Regions from separate parts of the Homo sapiens genome. Here region 2 is linked to region 1. Evidence: chromatin loops called from intact Hi-C (ENCODE). Cell type or tissue: IMR-90. All regions are shown on one strand. Each heading gives the region's core, and the rest is flanking DNA. Links, peaks and the distances in the headings are about the cores only. Region 1 overlaps CMTM3 (CKLF like MARVEL transmembrane domain containing 3). Region 2 has its middle 20 kb from the start of CMTM4.

Evidence for each region. Peaks named below come from ENCODE experiments on the same cell type or tissue, not always from the same donor. Only the 100,000 strongest peaks of a DNase experiment are listed, where the experiment ranks them.
Region 2: it touches region 1 in a loop (9-fold over the local background); 9 of 110 quality-filtered maps call a loop at or near these places.

The regions. Positions count from the first base shown.
Region 1 is chr16:66,606,112-66,611,484 of GRCh38, reverse strand. It overlaps CMTM3 (CKLF like MARVEL transmembrane domain containing 3), which reads right to left. Exons shown (of 5, transcript NM_181553.4): 2 at 3,021-3,176; 3 at 1,955-2,050; 4 at 1,482-1,602. It also overlaps a transcript of CMTM4 not described here. Among named protein-coding and RNA genes, the nearest start is that of CMTM3, 4.1 kb to the right of the region's middle. RefSeq lists an enhancer at 1,674-2,485. In IMR-90, for the core only: a CTCF peak has its summit at 2,767 (motif pointing left); a DNase peak (open chromatin) is centred at 2,724; H3K4me3 peaks cover 62 bases; H3K27ac peaks cover 417 bases.
Region 2 is chr16:66,714,365-66,719,737 of GRCh38, reverse strand. No RefSeq gene overlaps it. Among named protein-coding and RNA genes, the nearest start is that of CMTM4, 20 kb to the right of the region's middle. In IMR-90, for the core only: a CTCF peak has its summit at 2,525; a DNase peak (open chromatin) is centred at 2,187.

The DNA of each region.
Region 1 (5,373 bases), core at 257-5,256:
TTTTGTGGGTTTTGCTATATTCAATTTTTTCCCCCCGAGATGGAGTCTCACTCTGTCGCCCAGGCTGGAGTGCGATGTCTTGATCTCAGGTCACTGCAACCTCTGCCTCCCATAGGTGATTCTCCTGCCTCAGCCTCCCAAGTAGCTGGGATTACAGGCGGGCACCACCATGCCTGGCTGATTTTTGTATTTTTAGTAGAGATGGGGTTTCACCGTGTTGGCCAGGCTGGTCTCAAACTCCTGACCTCAAGTGATCCACCCGTCTCGGCCTCCCAAAGTGTTGAGATTACAGGCGTGAGCCACTGTGCCTGGCTGCTATATTCAATTCTAACATATAAGTCAAGAATAATTTTACAGCAAAATAATTGTTACATATGTGAAACTCTCCAAATAGTAAAACAAAAAAAACAAAATAAAACCACCCAAGTTTCCACTGACGTTTACTAATTGGTCCCTGGGCTGGTTGTCTGGGATCACTTGCTGCGGGCAACTGGGAGCAGGTTGCAGAGCCTGAGGAAACCGCCTGGGAGCTCTAACCTAATATTTGCCAAGGGACGGGATGGGATGAGTGGCATTCATTTTCAGCAGAAGGACGGTTTCTGGGATTCACAAATCCCCATGGCCCCAGCACCTGGCTGTTAGGAAACCAGTGGCTCTTAAGCCTAACCTACTGGTCCTGCCTAGGGAAGATCCCAACCACAGGGTGGGGCCTGCAGGCCCTTCCAGAGCTGCCCTTGTCTACCTGTCCAGCCACAGGCACTGCCAGCACAGGGGCACATCCGCCTGGTCCAGAGAAGCATCTCCCCAGGCAGAAGCGCCTGCTGTCTCTGCTCTCAGCCTTCTTCCCTACACCGGCCTGGTCTCTTCTGCCTGCACACTCCTCTACTGCCATCTGTCAGTACCCAGCTCTAGTGTCCCCTCCAGAGCCTCGGGCCAGCTGACACCCAGCGTGGGCCTGCTTTCAGCTACTGTATCCCTCCCTCTATCGGCTCCTGTTTTACTGTCGTCATTGCTGCCCCATCTGGCCCCTCCCCTGGTACGGGACACATCATCTGTCCCTTGCCACGGTTTCTGGGTCTGACTCCTTTCTGGGCTCTGAGCTTCCCAGGACAGGCCTGGATGGGTAAGACAGCAGAGGGGCTGGGTTTGGGGGATGGCCACTCTGGATCCCAGGTGGACAGGTGCCCGAGAGTGACTGGCTGCCCAGGGGGGTCGTCCAGGGAGACTTGCCGGCCTGGCCTGAGGCTCAGCCATGCCCACTGCTTGCCCCTCCTAGAAAGGCTGGGGTGAGGGTGCACGAGGCGAATGGGACTGGCTTTGGATCAGTGCTGCATGAGGGTAGGTGAGAATGGGCTGTGAAAACACTTCCTGCCATGGGGAGAGAGGAAATGATCCCACCCCAGCCTCAAACTAGCTGGCATCCCCGAGGGAGGGCAGGCCCCTGTTGCAGCACTGCTGGGGTGATCAGGGCAGCCGCTTACCTTCTGTCTTGTGGGCTGTGGTCTCATCTGCAGAGTCCCCTTGTTTGAGGAATTTGGCCACGTCGTTAAAGATCAGGTAGAAATCAGTTGCAAACACGATGGTAGCAAAGAAGCCAAACACCTGTGGACAGGGTGGATGGGATGCATCACAGGGCTGACTCCCTGCTCCGGGAGGCTGCTGCCCCAGCCTCACGGCCCATTTCAGATCTGCTTGGACAAACAGCCCGAGTGTCAGGCACAGACCCCTGTGAGTAACGGAAGTGGGAAAATGAGCTGTGAACTTGGTTTGACAAACAGCCTTTCAAAACCCCGGGTAGAGTCAGTCTTTAATGAGAGGACTTTGGAATCATCATCGGGACCCACATGAGACCCCAGGGGGGCCCCAGCAGGGAAAGGCTCTGCCCCAGGTCCCACCCTAAATGAGGGGCTAGAGGGGCATCTGCAGTTTCCAGAGGGGTGGGGCGGCTGCTCACCCCAGCGGCTTTGGAAGCCCCATCCGAGTACTTGGCGATGGCCGTGATGGAGATAGCAAAGTAGATGAGGGCCGCGGTGACACAGCGCAGGAAGTCCTGGGGAGAGAGGGGCATGCTGCCCTGAGCCCCTGGAGCTGAGCACAGCATGGGGAGGAGGCCTGGCAGCCTGGTCGTGTTCCCAGCCCCAGGCCTAGCACCTGAGGGCTCCTATCCCATCCTGGCCCCACCCACATGCCTAGGCCCTTGTCCCACCCCCGAGGTGCCTCTGCTGCCTTGCCAGCAGCTGACACTGCCCTATCCCGGGTCCAGCGGGGCTGCTGTCCTAAGCTCTGGGCAAAAAACTGTGTGGATCAGGGTGCAGCCTGCCCTGCGATGCGGTGGAAGCAGAAGTTGGAAACACCCCCACCTGCTCCCTTCCCGCTCTCCATTGGGGAGATCTGGCTCTGGGCCTCGGCTTTGTCACACTCTTGTGGCCGATCCATTCATGGACCACAGTTTCTGCTTATCCGTCCCTAAGATGGGGACACAGAGGGTGCAGCCCTCCTGAGGCAGCAGATGCTGGATATGAAGTCAAGAGACAAGGGTTCAAGTTGAGCCTTTGCTGCCCTTTCTCTAGGACACATTTCATTCAGCGAGGTCCACTGGGGTCTGGGCCCTCACAGGTGATAAAACGAGGTCAGGGTTGCCGATGGCTGAAGTCTGGGTAAGCCCTGCAAGTCCTCAGTTAACCTGTCCTGCCCACGTGGAAATGGCTTGAATTCCTGTGGCGGCAGCTCATTCCTGTAGGCCCGGTGGGGAGCACCGGCGCCACCTGGTGGCCAGAGACCCCTCTCCGGGTTCCCTGCCTCACAGACCTGCTCTAGAGGCACCACAGCCCACTTGAGGTCACAGGGCTGCTGAGTAGTGGAGCTGGGATGATCTGAAGCTGGGTCTCTCCATCCAGTTCTAACCAACTGCAAACTCCAGCACACTAGAGAAAGGATAAGGGCCCAAGTGCACGACTCTGGACTCCTCATCTGGCCACTTTGTGCAGGGCACCCCTCCCTCCTGGGGCCCCTGTCCTCACCATCATGGGCCAGCACAAGCCCTGCCACTTGTCATTCAGCTGCATGGCATCAGCAAAGAGGAAGTACAAGGCCAGCAGGAACTCCAGCAGAGGCGCTGTGAGGAAGGCAGATGCTGAGGACGCCACATAGCAGATAAAAGTGATGAATGAGAGACCCTGCGGGGAAGGAGTTTGAGGTGAAGTCAGAGCCTTTTCATGTTCCTTGTCCAGTGCTCCTCTGAGCCAGGCCCTGTGGTCAGGATAGAGGAGGTTCCAGCAGGGGAAGCCAACTGCTCACAGTCCCGCAGCTGGGAAGTGGCAGAGCCAGATTAGAATCCCAGGCCAAGCACAGTGGCTCACACCTGTAATCCTAGCACTTTGAGAGGCCCAGGCAGGTGGATTGCTTGAGCCCAGAAATTTGACCCCAGCTTGGGCAACATGGCAAAACCTCATCTCGGCAAAATATACAAAAATTAGCCGGGCATGGTGGTGTGTGCCTGAAATCCCAGCTACTTGGGAGGCTGAGGTGGGAGGATCACCTGAGCCCGGGGAGGTCGAGGCTGCAGTGAGCTGTGATCAGGCCACTGCACTCCATCCTGGGTGAGAGAGAGAGAGACCCTGTCCGCACCCGCCCCTACAAAAAAAAAAAACCCAGCATGGCCCAGGCTCACACCTATGCTGCCTCCCAGTCCTGGGCATGGCCCTGAGTCCTCACCTTACCCCACCCCAGCTCCCTGACAGGACCTAGTCAGAAAGCCCCAGCCTTCCAAGCACATGCACTCCACTCAGTGCCCTGCGGAGGGAAATCAAAGCGAGGCAGGAACCAGTTTCCAAAAAGTAACACCCAACACCAAAGACGTGTGCTCGTCACTGAATGTAGATTTCACCTTGAAAAGAAAAAACCTTGAACCTTAATGATATGCGTCCTGAAGTGTTCAGAGTTGAAATGTCCTGATGTCTGCAATTTATTTTGTGTTAAAAGATAAAATGCCTTGATGGACAGATAGATAAAGCAAAAAAATCTTTTGGAGTTTTAATGTATTTGCAAATTTTCATAATGATAAGAAAGGAACATCTAACAGAGGGTGCGTTGGCACTGACACCTCAGGCCCTGCTGCCTTATTCATACAGGGCCAGCTGTGAAAGGTGGGGCCAGCTGTACTTGAACTACAAGAATCAAAATGTTCACTGTGGTCTTGCCCACAACTCTGTAGGTGGGAAGAGCTGATGCAGGAGGATGTTGAGCCCTGGGCAGTCCTGCAGCCCAGGTACGCTGCAGAGCAGGCCAAGGTGACCTGTTGGCCAGCCTGGGGCTCCACAGTGCCTGGTACCCTGAGGCTCACGGGCATCTCCTCTGACCCTCACATCCACCCATGAGCACAGCCCCACTTGACAGATGAGAAGACTCTGTCACATGGCTAATCAGAGGCTACTAGAATTTGAACCCAGGGCTGGCTGACCCCCCAGATAGAGTTATCTTACCTCCGCCCCAGAGATGGAGTCTTGCTCCGTCTCCCAGGCTGGAGTGCAGTGGCACGATCTCAGTTCACTGCAACCTCCACCTCCGGGGTTCAAGTGATTCTCCTGCCTCAGCCTTCCCGAGTAGCTGGGATTACAGGCGCCCGCCACCAAACCCAGCTAATTTTTTTATTTTTAGTAGAGACAGGGTTTCACCATGCTGGCCAGGCTGGTCTCGAATTCCTGACCTCAGGTGATCCACCCACCTCGGCCTCCTAAAGTGTTGGGATTACAGGCATGAGCCACCACGCCCGGCCCAGGTAGAGTTCTTAAGCAACTTGGCCCTGTGGGTGTTGGGGAGGCCATCTGTCCCTGGTTTCTGTCACTGTGGCTGCGTTTGAACATGTCTATGGCTGAGTAGTTTCTAGTGGGTGCAGGAGTCCCCATGGGGACACCCAGATGCCCCACAGGAAGCACTGTGGCTGCTTCAGACAAATGAACTGCAGGGATCCCAGGGGGTCCCCAGAGCACCCCCATTTGCTCTGCACATGGCCTTGGGTGCAGCTGAGCCCCCTTTGGAAAGATAGACTAAGGCATAGAGACGGGCTGGGAGGCTGCTGGGGCCTCCCAGGAAGGCCTTCCATGGGACTGACCCAGCTCTGGCCCTCCCCTTCCTGTCTCCTATGCCTGCACCCCAAAGCCTAATTCTGGGGATTCCCCTCTCAATTCCTGTTTTTTCATCCCGCGATTTCTGGGGCCACTTCCTCTCTCTGTTTCTGTCCATCTCAGCCTCTGCACTTGCTTGGCCTGGGGGTGGGAGTGAGGGGACTAGGGAGGCAGGAGTGCCCTCAGCGGCTCCTGTGAACCCTGAGTGCTGACCGTTCACCCTTCCTTATCCTCCCTGACCTGGATTCCT
Region 2 (5,373 bases), core at 124-5,123, 110 kb before region 1:
TTTACTGAGTGCTATTACTTGTAGGCCTTTTGAGTGGACGCACCATGTCTACTTTTTCACTTAGCATTCCCTGTAAGTTGGTTTATATTAGTTCATGGAGATGTTTATTCTTGTTTATGGCTACATCCTATTCAATTGTATAATGTACCTTGTTTATTCATCCAGTCTCCTGCAGATGGGCATTTAGGATGTTTGCAGTCTTGTATTATTACATCTAATGCTGCAGTGAGTAACCTTCTGCATATCTTGTGTTTTATTTTGGAGATGTGTCTTCAGGGTAAATTCTTAGCAGTGGGCCTACCTACTCAAAAGGTAAATGCGCGTCTGTGGTTGTTAGATATTATCAAAATCCCTTCCATAGAGGTCACACCAGTCTGCGTGCCTGTCAGCACTTGTACAGATTATTAATTCATTGTTACATTTTGTCTTAAAATTAAGTTAGGAAGTTTGGTGAATAAATGTGTTGAGGATTATTTTATTTGATAATACGGGCATTAACATTGTAATAGTAAACGCTTACATTAGAGATTGCTGTATACCAGTCACTTCTATTTTTATTTATTTTATTTTTATTTTATTTTATTTTATTTTTGAGATGCAGTCTCGCTCTGTCGCCCAGGCTGGAGTGCAGTGGCACAATCTCGGCTCGCTGCAACCTCTGCCTCCTGGGTTCAAGCGATTCTCCCTGCCTCAGCCTCCCGAGTAGCTGGGACTAAAGATGCACGCCACTACGCCTGGCTAATTTTTGTATTTTTAGTAGAGACGAGGTTTCACTATATTGGCCAGACTGGTCTGGAACTCCTGACCTCAGGTGATCCGCCCGCCTCCGCCTCCCAGAGTGCTAGGATTACAGGTGTGAACCATGGCGCCCAGCCACCAGTCACTCTTCTAGGTGGTTTATACAAACTGATTTAAACTTCACAACAACTCTGCTGATGTCCATCTTAGTTTCCAGATTGAGGAAATTAAGACATGGATAAGGTAAGTAGCTACTAAGGTCCCAGAATTTGAACCCAGGCAGTCTAGCTTGAGTTTCAGCTAATCATGGTGGTATGCTGATACTCTGTGCTCATTTAAAGCAGTTGGGGGCCTGCACACGGTGGCTTACATCTGTAATCCCAGCACTTTGGGAAGCTGAAGTGGGCAGATCACGAGGTCAGGAGTTCGAGACCAGCCTGGCCAACATGGTAAAACCCCATCTCTACTAAAAATACAAAAATTAGCCAGGCATGGTGGCACAAGCCCGTAGTCCCAGTTACTCAGGAGGCTGAGACAGGAGAATCACTTGAACCTGGGAGGCGGAGGTTTCAGTGAGCCGAGATCGCATCACTGCACTCCAGCCTGGGCGACAGAGTGAGACTGCGTCTCAAAAAAATAAATAATAAAGCAGATGGGGAAAATGTATCAATCGAGAGTGTTTTCATCTGTGGTCGTAAGCAGCTGTGTGCTGCTGTTCAACCTTTTCCCCTTGCCATGATGGATGGAAGAGTCACTCTTGCTAGGTGGAGAGAAATGGCAGATAAAGTACCCAATATCCTCTACAAAGGGAGAAGGGGCTGCAGTCGCAGGTATCTTTCTGGGAAACGCAAATTGAGGTGTCTGCCACTCCTAATCTTGGAATTTCCTTTCTCTTAAGGTATGAAGAGCTTTAGGTGTTGCCTGCGGCAGGAGCCCTTGGCAGGCTCTGAGACAGACTTTCACCAGTGCAAATGTTCCTAGGTGTGCCTGTGAGGCTAGCAGGCTGGCCTGCCTCTAGACCTGCCTTAGGGGCCCTTACACACACCACTAACCTCTCTGGAATTCCTCTTCTGCCACCTCTGGATTGGGAGCAACCCGTGGAGGGAGGCAGTTGGAATGTTGGGGAGGGCATGGGCACTAATGGGTTCCAGTCCTAGTTCATTCTCTGGTGACATTTGAATCAAGCAAGTGCAGTTCAGATGGATGAGAAATTGATCAAGAAGCAAAACAAGAAAACAACCAAAATTGGGGAACTTCACCCCTCTCAGGCCTCCTTTTCCCATCTTTGTAAAGTAGGGATAAAATTTCTTTCTAGTCATTGTGGACATTAGAGGAGGTACACATGTGCCTGGCATATGGTAGGTCTTCAGTGTGATTAATGACCTTGAAAACATCTCTAGGACGTCATCTCTGAGTAACACTGATCCAGCAACCTCATTCTTAGCCCCTACCCTTTTTGGTTGTGGCATTTCAGTTTGTGGTGTAAATACCATCTCTAAAGACAACAGAGCGTAGAGGGATGGATATCCTGTGACCGTTCACTGTGATGATGCCTGGTGCTGCTCCTACAGGATGCCACAACCGAGTTCTGAGGTATTTAGTATTGTATTCCTTACCCTGCAAGGCTTGCAGATAGCCGAAAGGATGCCAAGTGCTGTCTTGATGCCGTCTGTATTGATAAGGCAGAGATGGTGTGTTCTGACCAGGAGACAGATGACAGGCCAGTAGCAGTGATGGTGAGAGCTGGAGGAAGGAAGCGGCTGACACTCCCACTGGAGATGAACAGCACACCCTGCTGGCTCACAGTGAGACGGCCGAAAGTGTCTCCCTGCGCTTGACGCTGAGGGACTCACAGCCGGAAAGGAGAGGAGAAAGCAGGGGTTTGAGGCCAGGAATTGGGGGTGGATTCTGTGTGGGTCAAGAACTCCTTTCCCCAACCTTGGGCAGTATTTCAGATGGGACAAGCCTAACCTTTCAAATGTTTCTAACCTTGTTACGAAATTACTATGAAAATTTGGCTGGCGTGGTGGGTCACACCTGTAATCCCAGCACTTTGGGAGGCCGAGGTGGGTGGATCACCTGAGATCAAGAATTCAGGTCCAGCTTGGCCAACGTGGTGAAACCGTGTCTCTACTAAAAGTACAAAAATTACCTGGGCATGGTGGCGGGTGCCTGTAATCCCAGCTACTGGGGAGGCTGAGGCAGGAGAATCACTTGAACCCGGGAGGTGGAGGTTGTAGTGAGCTGAGATCGTGCCACTGCACTCCAGCCTGGGTTATGGAGTGGGACTCACTGTCAAAAAAAAAAAAAAAAAAAAAAAATTCCTGGCCAGGCACGGTGGCTTATGCCTGTAATCCCAGCACTTTGGGAGGCCAATGAGGGGTGGATCACCTGAGGTCAAGAGTTTGACAGCAGCCTGGCCAACATGATGAAACCCCATCTCTACTAAAAATACAAAAAACTGGCCAGGCGTGGTGGCTCACGCCTGTAATCCCAGCACTTTGGGAGGCCAAGGTGGGTGGATCACGAAGTTGTCAGGAGTTCAAGACCAGCCTGACCAACATGGTGAAACTCCGTCTCTACTAAAAATACAAAAATTAGCTGGTCATGGTGACGTGCGCCTGTAATCCCAGCTACTCAGGAGGCTGAGGCAGGATAATCGCTTGAACCCAGGAGGCGGAGGTTGCAGTGAGCCGAGATTGAGCCACTGCACTCCAGTCTGGGCAACAAGAGTGAACTTCATCTCAAAAAAAACAGAAAAAAGAAATTCCTATGTAAAAATTCATTTAATGACAAGATATTTTCATGGGTAATGTTCTGTAACAAACTTATTTCTTGTGTAGAACTGAATTAACTGACATTCCTAAGTGATCATCAAGCTCCTCCATCCTCCCTGCCCTGCCTCCCCACAAATCTCACCCAAGCAGGATCTTCAAAGAACTATTTAAAGTTCTGCTAGAAAAGGCAAACCTAATGTGAAGCATGTAAGTTTTTGTTCTGGGAAGAGTTCAACAATTTATATGCCTTTTTAGGGCAATAATTTATTTTAAAGAGTGGGAGTGCAGCTGTGGCCTGTTAACATCTGCCCTTGATATTTAAAATATTTGGCACAGTTTGTGAATCTGTTTTTTACCTATTCAAAATCATCTAACAAATGCTAGCCTGGAATTAAACTTTGGAGTATATAGGACACAACACTGTCACTGTTTAAGCTTTGTATATAGAAAATATGTGGGTGTCGAGAAGGTATATTTTATTTTATTTATTTATGTTGAGACTGTCTCGCTCTGCCACCCAAGCTAGAGTGCAGTGGTGCAATCATGGCTCACTGCAGCCTTAACCTGGGCTCAAGTGAGCCTTCCACCTTACCTCCCAAGTAACTGGGACTACAGGTGCATGTCACCATGCCTGGCTAATTTTTGTATTTTTTTGTAGAGATGAGGTTCACTATGTTGTCCAGGGTGGTCCCAAATTCCTGAACTCAAGCGATCCACCTGTCTGGGCCTCCCAAAGTGTTGGGATTACAGGCGTGAGCCACTGCGCCCGGCCCAATACGTTACTGTTAACCATAGTCATCCTACTATGTGATAGAATACCAGAACTTACTCCTCCTATCTAATTGTCACTTTATACCCATCAACCAGCCTTCCTCATCCTTTCTTCCCCCATCCCTTTCCCAGTCTGGTAACCACTGCATTAGACAGATTTTGGGTTTGATTTGTTCTATGGGTGACTGGTAGGTCTGACACGTCTTTGACTGTGGGCATCTTCCAGGTCCCACAGAACACCCTTTGAGAACATTCACATGCCGGGTTTCTGAGGCTTGATAAAGGTCCATGTTTTTATGAGCCTTGGAATTTGGACTCTGGTGATAGTACCTTTCAGCCTCTGTTTTATCTCTCCTGCCCCACCTTCTCTTCCCCCTCACAATCCCTGCCCCAGAGGAAATAAGCACTGTGAATTGGTGAATTTGTCATAACTAGGACAATGCTGGGAGTTTTTTCCCCCTAGGAGCAGGTTTCTCCCTGATGCCTATGGATAGTACAGTCCTAGCCACAAAGGGGAGTTCAGCAAACATTGCCTGCTGCTGGTGCTGAGTCCTCATAGGAATCATCATCAAGAACAGCCTCAAACCAGCCACTGTACCAGATGGCTCTCCCCACACTTGGAACCGTAAATAATTTCTGGCATTGAGCCGAATCAGAACTGCTCTGACATAAAAGAAAAACTGTAATCCATAGCCCCAGGCCCAACACCTGGGCTGTCTCAGCTGGGAACTTGTTTCAGGTCGACTTGGGTTTGAGTCGTGGCCCCAGAACTTCACAGTTGTGTAGTCATGGAGAAGTCAGTTAACCTCAGTGAATCTCAGCATCCAGTGAGAAAATCCTCATCTCCTTTATAGGGATGCTGGATGTGTGCCTAGCACAGTGCCTGGCTTGCAGACAGTGTCCCCAAACAGAACCAGCCCTGAATAAATTGTGTGACACACAGGCCTCAGTTCTTGAAAAGGCTTGAGAGACCAGGCATGTGGCTTATGCCTATAATCCCAGCACTTTGAGAGGCTGAGGCTGGAGGATCACTTGAGCTCAGGAGTTTGAGACTAGCCTGGGCAGCACATTGAGACTTTGTCTCTAA